2 separate regions of the Mus musculus genome follow, and region 1 is linked to region 2. Evidence: chromatin loops called from intact Hi-C (ENCODE). Cell type or tissue: left cerebral cortex. All regions are shown on one strand.

Region 1 (8,000 bases), 240 kb after region 2:
CTCTATGTCCATGAGAAGCGGGATAGTGCCGCCTTGGACTTTGTTCCCATCTGCCTTCATGAACGTACTCATGAATGTTTTATGTAACCTGTGCTTCACACAAATGAGGACATAAATGCCCTACATATAATAGGATGCTTCTGAGTCAGATATATATTCATGGTTTTTTTTTTTTTTTTGAAAAGGGGTCATTGCAACAATGCTGCATAACAGCGATTGAACTGAAATTATGAGCTCATGTGACAGACTCCAAAGAAAGTGATTTTAAAGCATCATGTCAGCTAAATGACATACAGATCAGTACTTTGAAAATTGTTCCCCCCACTCCAACCCCATGAAAAAAAAGAAAAGCCAGTCTCTTGCCCAAAGACACAGAACAAATGACAGAGCTGGGTTTTGTCCTGCTGGAGCGCTTTAAGCCATACAGAAAGACCACAGAGCACGGCTAACGGGTCAGATGAGATAATTCTCATTGTTGCTGTTTGTTTTGTGTTTTCCTGACTACACCGAGGATTGAACCCAAGTCCCCGTGCGTGCAAGCTGGATGCTCTACTACCGAGTTACATCACCAGCGCTAGCTTAGATAATTTGAAACCAAAGTATTTACAGCCTTAGGATAAAAACTGCCATATGTGATGCTTTTCCTATTGGCTAAGCACGTTTTAGACAGGTATACTTTCAAAGGCCAAAGGCTAACATCACAAATCGAGAAAGGATAAGACCAGGCTTTATCTAGGATGGGCATCGGCTGTGGCTAGTGTGTACTTTCCCCACAGACCAGCCTCCGCTCCTTCTGTCCATGGCTGGGATGCACACCTCTAACCAGGTGGCTTCTGCTTGCTCCCCCTCCCCCCTTTTAAAACTATGTGTTCTTTAGAACACTGGGAAAATTAAAGACTACTAAGATGAAAGTACTAAACGCACCCGCTCCTTACTTTTTCTTGGGTATCTCCTTTGACCTAAAAAGAAAAATTACTGAGGTGGGGATTGTTTTTTCGCAGCTGTCTGCCCTTTCAAAGTGTTTATAAATTAATTTGCTGATGATGTTTCTTTAATGTACTGTCCCTGGGCCTCCTACCAAATGAAATCGCTTGAATGCGCACAGGATCCCAGTTGCCTGGGGGCAATGGCAGAACAATAAGGAAACAATCGTTTGTAATTGCATTTTAAGCATTTATTTAAAGGCCTATGTATGAACTGCCCTGCCAGGGCTCTAGTGACAGGTGGGTCACTCTGATCTGTGGCTTTTGTTGTTGAGCTCTTATGTTGTGACATTCATGGAGCCTGGCACAGACATTTTGTGTAACCCAGAGGTTACAACATTAAAAGTAATTTTTATGTTCAAACCAGCATTAGCTATTTTGCTTCAGGAAAAAAAAAATTCCAGCTCAGCTCAATTCAGTTTTGTAGCTTATGTATTATTATCCCCAGACCCTAGAATGCTGACTCTAAAGTCAGATAGTCATTTTGGTCTTGTTTATTTCATTGGATTTTAGGTGAATTGCAAGCTTTTTTTTTGGGGGGGGGGTGGCTGGAACTTAAGCACATTTATCTCTGTCAACTCTATCTGGACAAGTGAACATCTTTGATTATTCAGATTAGCGCTGATGAATTATCCAGGAGACGAGCTAAATGTTTAGAAGACAGCCCTCTTTTCCTTTAGCCACAAATGTATAACCATTAGGTAACACACCAGAAGCACAGTCTTGAGAGCTGGTGTGGGATTTGTATAATGAACCATCTTCCTGGAGGTCTTCAACTGATAACAATCCTCTCCGAGTGGCTGGGTGGTGGAAATGATCTTTGGATCAGAGCAGGTAGGGTGGGGAGCACTTGGCTTTTGTGAGACTGCTCTGTCTATTGGCTCATTATTCGACCTGTGGTTTGATGTAAGGCTTACCATGTATTAGGTGAGGTGTCACAGTGCATGATCAAGGCCACTAAACAAATGAGGTTTGGGATGAGTTTAGGCGATTGGTTTAAAGTCACACAACTAAGAAGTAAGAGAGCCTGAGAGTAGATCTATGCCTCCACCCACTTGCAGACCCCCAACTCTTAGCTACACAACTGGCTGTCAGCTAGAGTCTCTTCTGGGCCCTGGTTTGCTCCTCCGTGCTCAAAGGAGGCTGAAAGGCACGGCCAACGCATAGCTGCCAGCTCAGAAGATTTTGAGTTTTAATCTAGCAAGTAACAGATGTAGCAACTTACGTTGGTTACAGGCTTTAGCCTCAAAATGGCTAAAACCATCCTCCAAAAAGTGATGTGGAAAACATTGCAAAGAGCCAGGCAGCTAGCATTGGAGGGACTTGCTAAACTGACAGCAGTTGCAAAGGTGCTCAGCAATTCACCAGTGGGGGGGTGGGGGGGAGGGTGTTCCTCAAGAACAATAAACTGAGTGACTAAGAGCCTTCCTTGCCCAGGAGGAACAGGCTCAAGTCTAGACCTCTGAGTATTTGCTTTGTATTTTCAGGGTCTGTTGCATTCTATATTTTAGTGTAACTTCTGGAATATAGTGACCCGGAATCAGTCAATCTGTCTGTCTGTCCATCCATCCATGCATGCATTCATGAATTCATGCATGCATCCATCCATCCATTCATCTATACATCATCCATGCATCTCTCATATATATATATACATATATATATACATATATATATATATAATCTCATAGATATAGATAGAGATGATAGAGATAGAGATAGAGATAGAGATAGAGATAGAGATAGAGATAGAGATAGATATAGATATAGATATAGATATAGATATAGATATAGATATAGGTGTGTATATATTGATCTGTTAAATTGAAATAGCTTCCCTGGAGGATCAGTGGGGAGTGGAGGACAGAACAGTAAATTTGACACCTGGTGCTCCAGGCTGCAATTTGCAGTCCATCGTGCTGCTCTCAAATGGCTACATACTTAAGATGGCAAAGCAAGCCAATATGTAATAAAGGACACATGTATAGATGGAAACAATGTTGCTTACGGCAAGGCTGTGCTTCTAATTTCCAAGTCTTTCCTCACTCTTCCCTTCACTAGAGTAATTCATTAGAGTTTTCCAAGAAACATTGTGACCTGCCCAAGTGCCAGTGTTAGCAATAGGCACTGATCCTCTTAAGGTGAACCTGGGGGCTGCTGTTGAAAATGGACTTTATTCTTTACTGTGTAATTACAATGTGAGTTGGCTTTGTTCATGGTGCAAAAAAAAAAAAAAAAAAAAAAAAAAAAAAAAAAAAAGAAAGCACTCAAGCTGATAAAGGGAGGCTGACTGAAATCACAATAACAATATCAATCAACCCAGTTGTTTGGGTGTCAGTTGATTGGCTGAGTTCAACATTTAAGGCCTGCTAGTATAGTTGCCTGGTGCTGTAACACTCGGGATATCAAAATGTGTTCTCAGGTTAGCTGGCATAGATCTCAGTTGGATTTGGTGCAAAAGTTCCCCTCTAGACCCACTGGAAAGGTGAGTGAAGGGCCCAGTAGTTAAGAAGCCCTACAGGAGATTCTGGTGTGTGTTAACATTTGAGAACCACTGTTAGATCAGTTAGTCAGACAATTAATTAAAGAGGAATAGAGGACGTCCATGGCTCAGCATGTGCTTGCTGTATAAGCAGGGGAACCTGGGTTTGGAGCCCAAGCACCCCTGTAAAAGCCAGGCTGTGGTAAGGACCTATAGTCTGAATGCTAATAAGTTGAGGGCAAGAGGCTCCCTAGGGTCACTGGCTAACTAGTCTACTCAATTGTGAATCTAGGTTCAGTGAGAACCCCTATCTCAAATGAGTAGGGTGGAGACCAATCATGGAAGAAAACCCATGACCTCTGGACTCTGCTTGCATGTGCACATACCTGTGTACACCTGTATGTAGACGTACACAGACAGGAACCCATACACACCCATATACTATACACACACACACACACACACACACACACACTACATGTTCACATGCACATGTACATGTGTGCATGTACACAATAGGAGTCATTATTACAAGGGATAAGCAAAAGCTTTGTTATCTAGTTATCTGATGAATAGCTTTCAATGTAACCCTAGCAGTCTCTGTATCTTAAAAAAGAACAAACAAACAAAAAACAAAAACAACAAAAGAAAAAGAAAAGGAGAGCAAACTGGGTTTGGGGGGCGGATGCATTTGTTTTATTTATTTGATCGGTTTTATTTTTTCCCCCTAACCCTTTCAAGTAAGTGAGAAATCGACATAAACTGTCGTTCATCAAATCCAGGAACTCTGCGCACGGAGCTTCAGTCGCGTGTCCTTATCGTGTCACCTTCTCCTTTTGGTCAGATGCACACGTGCTTTGAACCCTGGATCCCTTAATAAAACACACGCCCACTAGCTTAGGGGCTCTCTTGGGTTTTTAACCCACAGTGACAGCAGTGAGGTTTTGGGATGCTTGAGGTGAGGTATGTGGCTTTCCTTACTGGCTCGGGAAGAGCATCCAGCTGCAGGAGGGAGGGCTGTGTGAAGCTAGGCCGGCGTGGCTCCAAGATGAAGGAAACACGACACAAAGCATGTTATTGAAGAGCACATTTTCAATATTTAAGCCTGTAAAAGCTCTAGAGTTTAGAGGAAAAGCATCAAGTGTCAGTGTAAATTTATTAAGCCTACATGTCTTTATATGCTAATTATTTTGTGACTCATTGGGTTCTATCAGAACTATTGGGTTAGGGTGAAGTAAACAAAGTTCAAATGTAAGCTTGCTTTCCCTCTGGACTGCAGAGGTCGAGTGAATACCAAAGGGGACTAGGTTTTCTAGTTCTCTCTGTTTTGAATTGGAATCTGTTGTGTTGGGAGTTTGATCTTGCTTCCATTCTGTGGCCACAGTGCCATCTAGAGTACATTCTGGGAACTCCTTTGGAAATCCGCGACCTCTAAATTGTTTTTCCTTAAAGTCAGAATCCTCAGCTGCAGTCGTATTTTCAAGGAGGAAACAAAGGTTTTCTACTTTCACATATTACACTGTGTCTTAGTCAGGGTTTCTATTCCTGCCCAAACATCATGACCAAGAAGCAAGTTGGGGAGGAAAGGGTTTATTCAGCTTACATTTCCACATTGCTGTTCTTCACTGAAAGAAGTCAGGACTGGAACTCAAGCAGGTCACGGAGCAGGAACTGATGCAGAGGCCATGGAGGGATGCTCCTTACTGGCTTGCTTGCTCAGCCTGCTCTCTTATAGAACCAAGATTACCAGCCCAGAGATGGTCCCACCCACAAGGGGCCTTTCCCCCTTGATCACTAATTGAGAAAATGCCTAACAGTTCGATCTCATGGAGGCATTTCCTCAATGAAGCTCCTTTTTCTGTGATAACTCTAGCTGTGTCAAGTTGACACAAAACTAGCCAGTACACACTACAATCAATTTTATATATATATAATTTCCTCATTATTAACCTCAATTATGCTAAATGTCAGGACCATTATATCAATTAGTTAAAATTTGTTTATTTTTGTAATTGTATTTTAATTACATTTCCCCCTTCGTTTTCTTTCCTCTAAACTCTCCCTCCCACTCTTCTTCAAATTCATGGTCTCTCTCTTTATCAGTTGTTTTTGCATGACGTATATGTATTTGCATATTTCTCTATATAGCTCTCTTAGTCCACATGATGTCACTTGTGTTTCTATTTTCATGGCCAGCACATTTGGCGCTGGACAATTGGGGTGCTCTCCCCTAGGGAGGATGGTGACTCCTACTCCTATCGTTCCTAAGTTGCCTGTAGCTCTTTGTGTAGGCTTAATGCCTCTTGGGCTTCTTTCTGTCCAGTTTGATCTGTCTGTCTTTGCTCAGCCCACATCTGGGCAGTCATGTCGGTGAGACTTTGTGTGTAGCTTCCGATGTTACTAGGAGACACAATCTCTGACTCTCTTTCTACCCCCTGTTCTGCAATGTTCCCTGAGCTTTATGTGTGGGCACCTCTTGTAGATGTGTCCTTTGGCTCCACAACTCTACAATTCGATGGGCTGTGGTTTTCTGTAATGGTTTTCACTTGTTATAAAGAGAAGTTTCCTTCACACACAAAATTAAACCTCACTTGAACTTGATTTCTGGAACTGCACAAGGAAATGGTCATAGAACCCTAAACTCGACCATCTATTTTGTGTCTCAAATGGCATTTCTCCGCCAGTAGTATTGTGATCTTAAGACAATTGCCAGTTGTGCCAGACTGTGCTGTTTGGTGAACAGGTGGAAATCTCTGGGGTGGCTGGGTTTCTGCTTACAAATGCCCTCTATATGATGAAATGCTCTTAGCCACAATGCCACCTGACCTTTCTCCAACTGTTTTTCTGTTTTAGCTTATCCAAGAGAAGTCCTATCATATTCATCAACAACGTCGAAAGTAGCCTACTTTAAGAGAAAATATGCAGAAGAAGAAGATCTACATCAAGATTCCCATGGGTATTTTCCAAAAGTAAGGCTTTAATTTTTCTCCCAAGTCTCCCTCCCGAATGTCATTGGTAGCACAAAGCTCTAGTTTTTTAGTGTCCTGTGTGTGTGGCGAATAACGGTTCTGTTTGCTTCCTAGCACCTGATATTACCGGAAGACAGGACTTGTATCCTCAAACTTTCCCTAGAGAAGCTCAGGTTTCTTGAAGACCCAGAAACCTACCTAAGAAGGTCTGTGTTAATTAACAATTTGCTGAGGAAGATACACCTAGAGACGGAGAAAGAGAGCTATGAATACTTCAAGGAAGCTCCCTGCTATAAGACTGCTTATTCTGATACGAGAAAACGGCTGAAGTTTATGGTACAGGAGTGCTGTTCCCAGTCTCTCTACTATGAAGAGCTGCACTCCTACCACATTGTGCCTTACACTTCGGAGAGTACCATCTATGGGATGGGCTACACTGGTGACCACTTGGAGCAAAATTCTCAGTTGCTCATTTATAAAATGAATTAAAAAGTAACTGTTAAGTTCATTGATATTCTGTTTCTAAATGCCTGAACTGTTTATAGTGAAGATGTTAATAGAAAACCCTCATTACCAGTGCACTTGATCTCAGTGATGAGATGCATGCTGAACCAAGGGGAGAGGATAATGGGTATTACCCAGCACCCCCTAGTGCCATCACCATGAATGGAAATATGCCCATTTTATCGTAAAGCAGTGGACTGATGCATTAGAAGGAAGGGGTTTTTGAGTCTTTTTGGTTTTGTTGTTGGTGGTGGTTTTTTGTTTTGTTTTGTTTTGTTTTGTTTGATTTGGTTACTTTTTTGGTTTTTTTTTGTGTTTTTGTTTTTTTGAGGTAGAAATGGATTGATCTTTAGTCAACGTGTTAGATTAAAATTCCTTCACCTAAATTCCATCACTCTTATTGAAAAGTAGCAAAAAAAAATAATAATAAAGAAAGAAAGAGAGAAAAAGCATATTAAATTGATAATGCTGTGACCCTGAGGGTTAAAGGTGGAATGAATCTAATTTTCTAGACTCCATGAGATTCGTTCCTTCGGAAATGCTTTGGCTGGTCACTGTGCCTGACGGTTGTTTGTCATTAGTGTCCTTAACCATGAGTGGCGGCTAAGAGGGGGCAGCACAGGCTTGCTTGCAGACAGGCTTGCCTGCTGACTGTGACAGCTGGGCCCTCCCTCTCTGCTCCTCCCCCCAAGCTTATTTACTTTCTTTCTTTCTTTTTTTTTTTTTTTTTTTTTTTTTTTTTTTTTTTTTTGTCGTTGATGATTATTCTTATTTGGTCTGGGCAGACCTTTTTTCTAAGAATGAGCTGTAATAAATTAGCATTGCACATAGGATCATCTTTAAGTTCTACGGGTTGATTAAAACTTGTCATGGGCCTTTAAGAGTTTAGACTTTATTATGAGCTTTTTTTTTTTTTTCCTTATAGGCTGTGAAGCTCAGGAAATGGGTAGGCAGGAAGAACATGGTTTTTTAGTAGGTTTATACGTTTTTTAAAAACCTGCTCTGGAAAGTTGGTGAGAATGACAGAATTTAGACATGATGATATTGCTTCACCTTGCTAAG
Region 2 (8,000 bases):
AGTATGGTTTTGTTCATTTCCATCACCTGTTTGTATGTTTTTTCCTCTTTTTCTGTAAGGACTTCTACCTGTTTGATTGTGTTTTCCTGTTTTTCTTTAAGGACTTGTAACTCTTTAGCAGTGTTCTCCTGTATTTCTTTAAGTGATTTATTAAAGTCCTTCTTGATGTCCTCTACCATCATCATGAGATATGCTTTTAAATCTAGGTCTAGGTTTTCGGGTGTGTTGGGGTGTCCTGGACTGGACGAAGTGGGAGTGCTGGGTTCTGATGATGGTGAGTGGTCTTGGTTCCTGTTAGTAAGATTCCTACGTTTACCTTTCGCTATCTGGTAATCTCTGGAGTTAGTAGTTATAGTTGACTCTGTTTAGAGGTTGTTCTTCTGGTGTTTCTGTTACCGTCTATCACCAGACCTGGGAGACAGATTCTCTCCTCTGAGTTTCAGTGCTCAGAGCACTCTCTGCTGGCAAGCTCTCTTACAGGGAAGGTGTGCCGAAGAAGAAGGCCCAAAACAGGGCCTTTCTCAGAAGCTGTGTTGCTTTGGCAGTTCCCAGAAGCTGTCAGCTTCTGTGGTGCAGACTCTCATCTGTGCAGACTAAATTCCTAAGTTCCAGGGAGTCCCGGAACCAAGATGGCGACCGCTGCTGCTGAGGCTGAGGCCGCCTCCCAAGCCAGGCGGACACCTGTCCTCTGGTCCGGATGGTGGCCGGCTGTCTGCGGCCCGCCAAGGGTGCTGCCTCAGCGGCTCTGTGCTTCCGCCTGTCCCAGAAGCTGTCCGGTTCTCTCGGTCGCCAGTTTTTGCCACCATGTTAGGGGTCTGTGTTTGTGTTTTGGCCCTTGCAGGTTTCTACCATATATTTTTGAGGCTTCTTCTCCTCTTTTGTAGAAAGTCCGAAGAAATCCAAGCCAGCCATCTCTTTCTTGCTGCTGCTATGGAGAATAGGACACGAGGGAAACTCAGGATGATGAGCAGCAGCTGCCCATTGGCTCACACAGGATGGTTTAAGCCTGTAGCCTGTGGCAAGACCCCAGTTAAAATGGATAAATGCAAAGGTCTGTCATCTTATCTAACAGAGATGTCTAGGTGCAGGGCTGACTCAGGGTGGCTGGGCCTGAGGATGGAGATGTGGCTGTCACTTGCTGGCCCCTCCTTCCTGTCCTCCTTCCCTTCTTCCCCTGGCCTTTCTTTCTGTATTGCTGCCCTCCCTCAACTTCCCATCAGTCTTCCTCCATTCTGTCCTGACTTCACCTCCCTCCAGTCTCTTCCTCCGTCCATCTCTCTTTTCCTGCTGCCTGTGATTCATTCTGACCTCCTTCTCCCTTCACCTCACCCCTCTTTTCCCTCTCCCATCTTTGCTCCTCCATCCCCTTTACCTCCTATTCCTACTCCTGCCTCCATTCCTCACCCCCCACCCCCGGCCTTCACCTTCCCACCTGTTCACCTGCTGTCCCGGCCACCCTTGCTCTCCCTGCTTGTGCTTCCTCTGTGGCTCTATTCCTCCTCTGTCTGTCTTCTCATTGCCCACCATCTCTTGGCTCATGCTAAGCTTGCTCTCTAGCACAGACCCTCCTCCCATGGTGGCTTCCCTGAAGCTCTAGATGTCCAGCTTCCCTGTCCAGCTCGGCCTTTTCCATGGAAAAGGACTTTTTGTCTTTTAGAATAGTTCTGTCCAAAAGACTCAGGATTAGCCTTCACACGGCCCAGTAGGGGACTGAAATATGCTGCAGGCCAGAAGCTGAAGAGGGGCAGGGGAATTTATTTGTTACTGTGTATATTTAAGTTTTGGAAAGACATCAGCTAGAGAAGGCAGTTGAGGTGCTGGACTCAGAAGAGAAAGGATTGGGTGCAGGGCCGGTACCCTTGCTGAGCCTATCGGGCCTACTGGTTGCCAGTGCTCGAATAATGACCCCAAATCTCGATAGAATAGAAGCTAATTTTTTCCTTCTCAGTTTTCCGTAGTTCAGTGTAGGTGAGGTCACTTCCCACAAAGTTTCTCTCAGTAGCCGAGTGTTCTCGGCTTATTTCTGGGAAAGAGTAGAAAACAGATCACTGATTACTCTCAGGTGGCATGCAGAACTTTTTGTGTACAGCCCCTTTAACCAGAACCCAGACTCTTGCTCCTAAGCTGCAGAGGATCATGGGAACTTTGTTGGTGGTCTGTATACAGGAAGAACTTGAACATGACTTGGGGAGGGCATGCCAGTTTTAGGGCTGAGGTCAGGTGGTGGGGATGCATAGTGGACAGCAAGCTGCTGGGACTAACCCAGTTCTCTCTGGGTATATCACACACACACACACACACACACACACACACACACACACACACTTTCCTCTGAAGCTTTTCCCATCATTCCTTTGGATCTAGCTGGTCCTGAAACTCTGCCTTTTTTTTTTTTTGAGAAGGTTTTTGGTATTCATACTTCCCGACAACATGGACTCGAAGCTTCAATCTCTTCATTTCATAGGCATAATGTTTAGGACAACAGCTTCCCTGAGTCTTCGTTTCTACCCTTTCTATACTGTGCAAGGAATGGTCATTAATGTGAACCCAATTTCAAAAGCACGCAAACCGCTTCACGATTGGGACATTTTCTACTTTTAGCTGTCATCTTAATTAGCAGTTCAGTGAGGCTCCACATGCTTGTGTTACATCTGGGTGTGGCCTGTGCCGCAGGTGCCCATTCTCCACCCACTCGTGTCTTGTAAGTTCAGAGATAAAAGAGAGTCCAGGATTCACCCATTCCAACATCTTATTTTTCCATAAGGAGGAACCAAGGCCCAGAGAGGCTGCATGTTCATGCAGAGTCACACTGCTGGTCAGTGGTAGAGCTGAGCACAGAGCCATGCCGTCTGCATCCACCCACGGCTCCACTCTCAGGTGCAGCCTTTCACCTTTCCCAGTGTTGTTATTTTGACAGATACAAACTTGCCAGCCAGACTCCATGTCTGCTCAGCTCTGCCACCCGCCTCATAGGCGAGTCTATCGTTTTCCAGAGGTTGCAGGTTCTCTCCCTCCTACCCACACACCTCCTGCCCTGACCAGCTCGTCATGAAGTGTAGAGGTTTTCCTGCGTTCCAGCCTCAGAGACTGTCCTATCTATAGAAGCCGTTGGTTGTGCAGAGCAGGCTGGTGCAGCTGAATGAGAGGCGATAAAGACATAGGTAATTGCTGTAGGGTAATACTGCTGCCAACAAGATGATTGAACTCCCACACAGAAGGTGAACAGATGGTATATTTATTGAAATTCATCGGCTGTGAGATGGAATCAGTTTAACTGACGGCTGGGTACCCTCCTTTCAGACGGAGGGAGGCTCAGGAAACAGCAAGCCTGCCACTAGGGGGCATGATGGTCTCAGGCCCAGAGCCCCTCTTGTCAGAGAGGAAGCCCAGGTTCTGGGTACACTGAAGAATCAATCACTTTAGTTGATTTCCTGATTGAGGCTAAAAAATCATCTCTGTGGCTAAGGAGGAAACCACTATGTTTTTAAAACTTAAAGTCATTTTCAAAGGGCATTTACATAAAATACTCCACTAAAATAACATGGTATCAAATCGATGAGGAGGCAGACTGTGGCTTGTTGGGAGGGGGTGGGTAGGGCAGAGGCTTGGCTAGAAGTAGCTTTGGGTTCAGTACTCTTTAATATCATTGCCCCAATTGGACCTAATAACCTACCTACCTACCCTCTCCCTCTCCCTCTCCCTCTCCCTCTCCCTCTCCCTCCCCCTCCCCTCCCCTCCCTTCCCCTCCTCTTTCCACAGTCTTGCCCTTTAGTCCAGACTAGTCTAAAGTTTACAATGTAGCACAAGGTGGCCTCAGACTCATTAGTCACACCTCCTTATCCTTCTGACTAGCTGGGAGAAGGCCCATGGCAACAGGCCAGGTCACCAATGACATCCCTATCCTATCAGCTGCCTCCCTCTTCAGCATCGCCTGTGTCGTGTAGCCCAGAATGGCAGACAGAACACTGGCTCTAGAAACCTCATTCTGAAAGTTGTAAGAAAAGTGTGTAAATCCACTGGGAAGCCCTGGGACAAACTAGGGGAACTGACACGGGAACGTGGGTTGATGGAAACCTGGTATGTCCCCTAGGACCTTGCATGCTTGTCACCTCTGTTGTCTTAGCTAATCTTAAGGCTCCTCCCCTGCTGGGGGAGACCCTCTGCTTTCCAGATTCATAATAAACAGAAGCATTGCTGGTAACCTGGTGATCCCTCACCTTCGTCACTTTGTGTGGGAACAATTTCTTACTTTTTTGAGTTTATAAACGTGCCCATTTGTATACTCTATAGTCTTGATTGAATTGTTTCTTGTGCAGGCAGGTTTTGTGTGGTACCTAAATATTCTCATGCCTAAAACAGGCCCATGGTCCTCTACTGTAGGGTTGTTTATAAAGATTAAATGGACACTTATTTATTTATTTATTATTAGATATTTTCTTTATATACATTTGAAATGCTATCCCAAAAGTTCCCTATACCCTCCCTCCACCTTGCTCCCTTACCCACCCACTCCTGCTTCTTGGCCCTGGCATTTCCCTGTACTGGGGCATATAAAGTTTGCAAGACCAAGGGGCCTCTCTTCCCAGTGGGAACTAGGCCATCTTCTGCTACATATGCAGCTAGAGATACGAGCTCTGGGGGTACTGGTTAGTTTATATTGTTGTTCCACCTATAGGGTTGCAGACCCTTTTAGCTCCTTGGGTACTTTCTCTAGTTTCTCTATTGGGGGCCCTGTGTTCCATCTTATAGATGACTGTGAGCATCCACTTCTGTATTTGCCAGGCACTGGCATAGCCTCATATGAGACATCTGTACCAGGGTCCCTATTCTAAGGAGGAATGAAATATCTACCCATTGGTCTTCCCTCTTCTTGATTTTCTTGTGTTTTGCAAATTGTATCTTGGGTGTTCTATGTTTCTGGGCTAATATCCACTTCTCAGTGAGTGCATATCTAATGACTTCTTTTGTGATTGGGTTACCTCACTAAGGATGATATCCTCCAGATACATCCATTTGTCCAAGAATTTCATAAATCCATTGCTTTTAATAGCTGAGTAGTACTCCATTGTGTAAACGTACCACATTTTCTGTATCCATTCTTCTGTTGAGGGACATCTGGGTTCTTTCCAGCTTCTGGCTATTATAAATGAAGCTGCTATGAACATAGTGGAGCATGTGTTCTTATTACCAGTTGGAACTTCTTCTGGGTATATGCCCAGGAGAGGTATTGCTGGATCTTCCGGTAGTATTATGTCCAATTTTCTGAGGGACCTCCAGACTGACTTCCAGAGTGGTTGTACAAGCTTGCAATCCCATCAGCAGTGGAGGAGTGTTCCTCTTTCTCCACATCCTGGACAGCATCTGCTGTCACCTGAATTTTTGATCTTAGCCACATCTGACTGTTGTGAGGTGGAATCTCAGGGTTGTTTTGATTTGCATTTCCCTGATGATTAAGGATGTTGAACATTTTTTCAGGTGCTTCTCAGCCATTCAGCACTCCTCAGGTAAGAATTCTTTGTTTAGCTCTGAACCCCATTCTTAATGGGGTTATTTGAATTTCTGGAATCCAGCTTCTTGAGCTCTTTGTATATATTGGATATTAGTCCCTTATCAGATTTAAGATTGGTAAAAATCCTTTCCCAATCTGTTGGTGGCCTTTTTGTCTTATTGACAGTGTCTTTTGCCTTACAGAAGCTTTGCAATTTTATGAGGTCCCATTTGTCAATTCTTGATCTTACAGTGCAAGCCATTGCTGTTCTGTTTAGGAATTTTTCAAGGCTTTTCCCTACTTTCTCCTCTCTTAATTTCAGTGTCTCTGGTCTTATGTGGAGGTCTTTGATCCACTTAGACTTGAGCTTTGTACAAGGAGATAAGAATGGAACAATTCACATTCTTCTACATGATAACCACCAGTTGTGCCAGCACCGTTTGTTGAAAATGCTGTCTTTTTTCTACTGGATGGTTTTAGCTCCCTTGTCAAAGATCAAGTGACTAGGTATGTGGGTTCATTTCTGGGTCTTCAATTCTATTCCATTGATCTACCTGTCTGTCAGTTAAATGTACACTTTTATGTAAAATGTTTGAAACAAAGTCATACAAGTAGAAAGTACTCAAGGAACTCTAGCTTTGGTTTACTGTGACTACCATGATTATTACCCTGTGCATTTCTCACTGAATCCTATGGCTGCTACCACTGCCTCTACTCAGCCACTGTGTTACATTGTTACATTGTTAAATTGCTACTACTGACTTCATTTGAATTTCTGGGCATTCATTTGCACTGAATGTAGAAAATATTTAATCATACCACTTTAAGGTAAGTCCCCTTTTCTACATTTTAGTGAATTTGGAAAATTTCATTTCTTCTAGAAAGAATAGGTTAATCTGAGGCTTTTTTTCTGCTTTTTTCAGTGCAGATGGGGACAATGTAGCTCCTGCTTGTCCTATCTGCCCTGAGATATCTTGTCTTTAGATTATTCCTTTGTCCTCTGTTCTTGCACATCTCAGAATCTCCAGCCATTCTTGTGCCTTGTGGGACTCTCTAGTGTCATGCTCTAAGAAGCTCAGCTAAGTCATCATTCATAGTAATACAGCAGTTAATTTTTATATCATTAATTTTGTGTTTCATATATAATGTATGTGCTTGGACAGTCTGATAGACCTGTCCAAGCAGTAGCTTTGGGTCCACCAACCTCACCACAAACACCTGAACAACGTCTTCCTTCTTGCCATTGGGATGGCTTCTCCATCATTAGCTGAGAGGAAGTTCTCAGCTTCACATGAGCTGTTGGGACACTACAGTATGTGTCAGTGGTGACTGAACCTGCGATATGTGTTATGTGACCACTTGCTTTGTAGTGTTGAGATAGTCACCTTACATATTCATATTATTCATAAGGAAATATGTAAACTAGCTTCAGCTCCTCATCCCATATCATATAAACAAGAGGTAGACTCTCACCACTTCCTCTCCTGTATCACTTGGGATAGTGTTGTTTGCAGGAACTGAGATTTATATTTCCAATTTGTGAACCTAGGGCAGAGGTTAACAAACTGTGAACTGTGTCAACCCCAGTCCATTGCCTGCTTCACGTCTGACTTGAGAGCTAAGAATAATTTTCATACTTTTAAGTGGTTGAAAAAGAATTGAAAGAAGATTATTTCATGACACACAAACATTATGTGGAAATTGAGTTTCAGTGTCTATAAATAAAGTTTTATTGGAACACAGCCATGTTCATTCGTTTACGTATTGTCTGCGGTTACTTTCAGAGCTCACTGGCAGAACTGAGCAGTTCCAACAGACACCATATGGCTTGCAAAGCTGACCCCTTAGAGAAAAAGTTTACTCACCCCCTCTTTAGGACATGGATACAAAGTGAAGTACAGATGAGCACAAAAACACTATGTTTGGAATTTTCTTTCACTGCCTACGGGTTGGAGCGAAACAACCAGACTGTGCAGGAGCCCATCTTCAGGAGTCCAGGCACGGCAGTTGGGCTTTCACCATTCAGTGTATGATGGTTACATGAGTTCCACCCCTCATCCATGGTTCTTGAAGCCTGCTTCTGTCTTATGCCACCTGCATAATCTAATTTGCATCTTGAGTGGAGATCTAGCTACCACTTGGACTTTTTCAGAATAAGGAGAACGGCTTTTTATGAAGCCATCTGTAGATGGAAAACAAATAGCAAATCAATTCCCAGTCCTCGATTGTGGCATTGAGGGAGCTAGTGAACAGCACGAGAGCGCCTGACAAATTTGTTCCCCAAGTCAAGACACCTCTGGGGACAATCCAGCATCTACTAGATGAAGGAGGCTGGTGAAAGCATTTGGGAGGTAAAGGCAGATGTGCCCTTGAACCCATAGGCACACTGGGCTTGGGGACTGGCAATAGCTTCAGGCAGATTTGCCTTCCGAAGTCTCATCTCCTCCTCCAGCCTATTTTTCTTGAAAGTCCAGAACCACCTCTCTTGGGGTTGCCGTTTCTGCCTCTGTGA

The links. Peaks named below come from ENCODE experiments on the same cell type or tissue, not always from the same donor. Only the 100,000 strongest peaks of a DNase experiment are listed, where the experiment ranks them.
Region 1: it touches region 2 in a loop (7-fold over the local background); 17 of 42 quality-filtered maps call a loop at or near these places.

The regions. Positions count from the first base shown.
Region 1 is chr12:74,289,005-74,297,004 of GRCm38, forward strand. 1700086L19Rik (RIKEN cDNA 1700086L19 gene) reads left to right here. Exons shown (of 4, transcript NR_030735.1): 3 at 6,319-6,434; 4 at 6,549-6,946. Among named protein-coding and RNA genes, the nearest start is that of Dbpht2, 4.5 kb to the right of the region's middle. In left cerebral cortex, CTCF peaks have their summits at 4,860 (motif pointing left) and 7,097 (motif pointing left); DNase peaks (open chromatin) are centred at 13, 521, 2,173, 4,858 and 2 more places; H3K4me3 peaks cover 1,165 bases; H3K27ac peaks cover 3,509 bases.
Region 2 is chr12:74,052,524-74,060,523 of GRCm38, forward strand. All of the region lies in intron 1 of Syt16 (synaptotagmin XVI), which reads left to right. Among named protein-coding and RNA genes, the nearest start is that of Syt16, 59 kb to the left of the region's middle. In left cerebral cortex, a CTCF peak has its summit at 3,330 (motif pointing right); DNase peaks (open chromatin) are centred at 3,226 and 7,481; H3K27ac peaks cover 919 bases.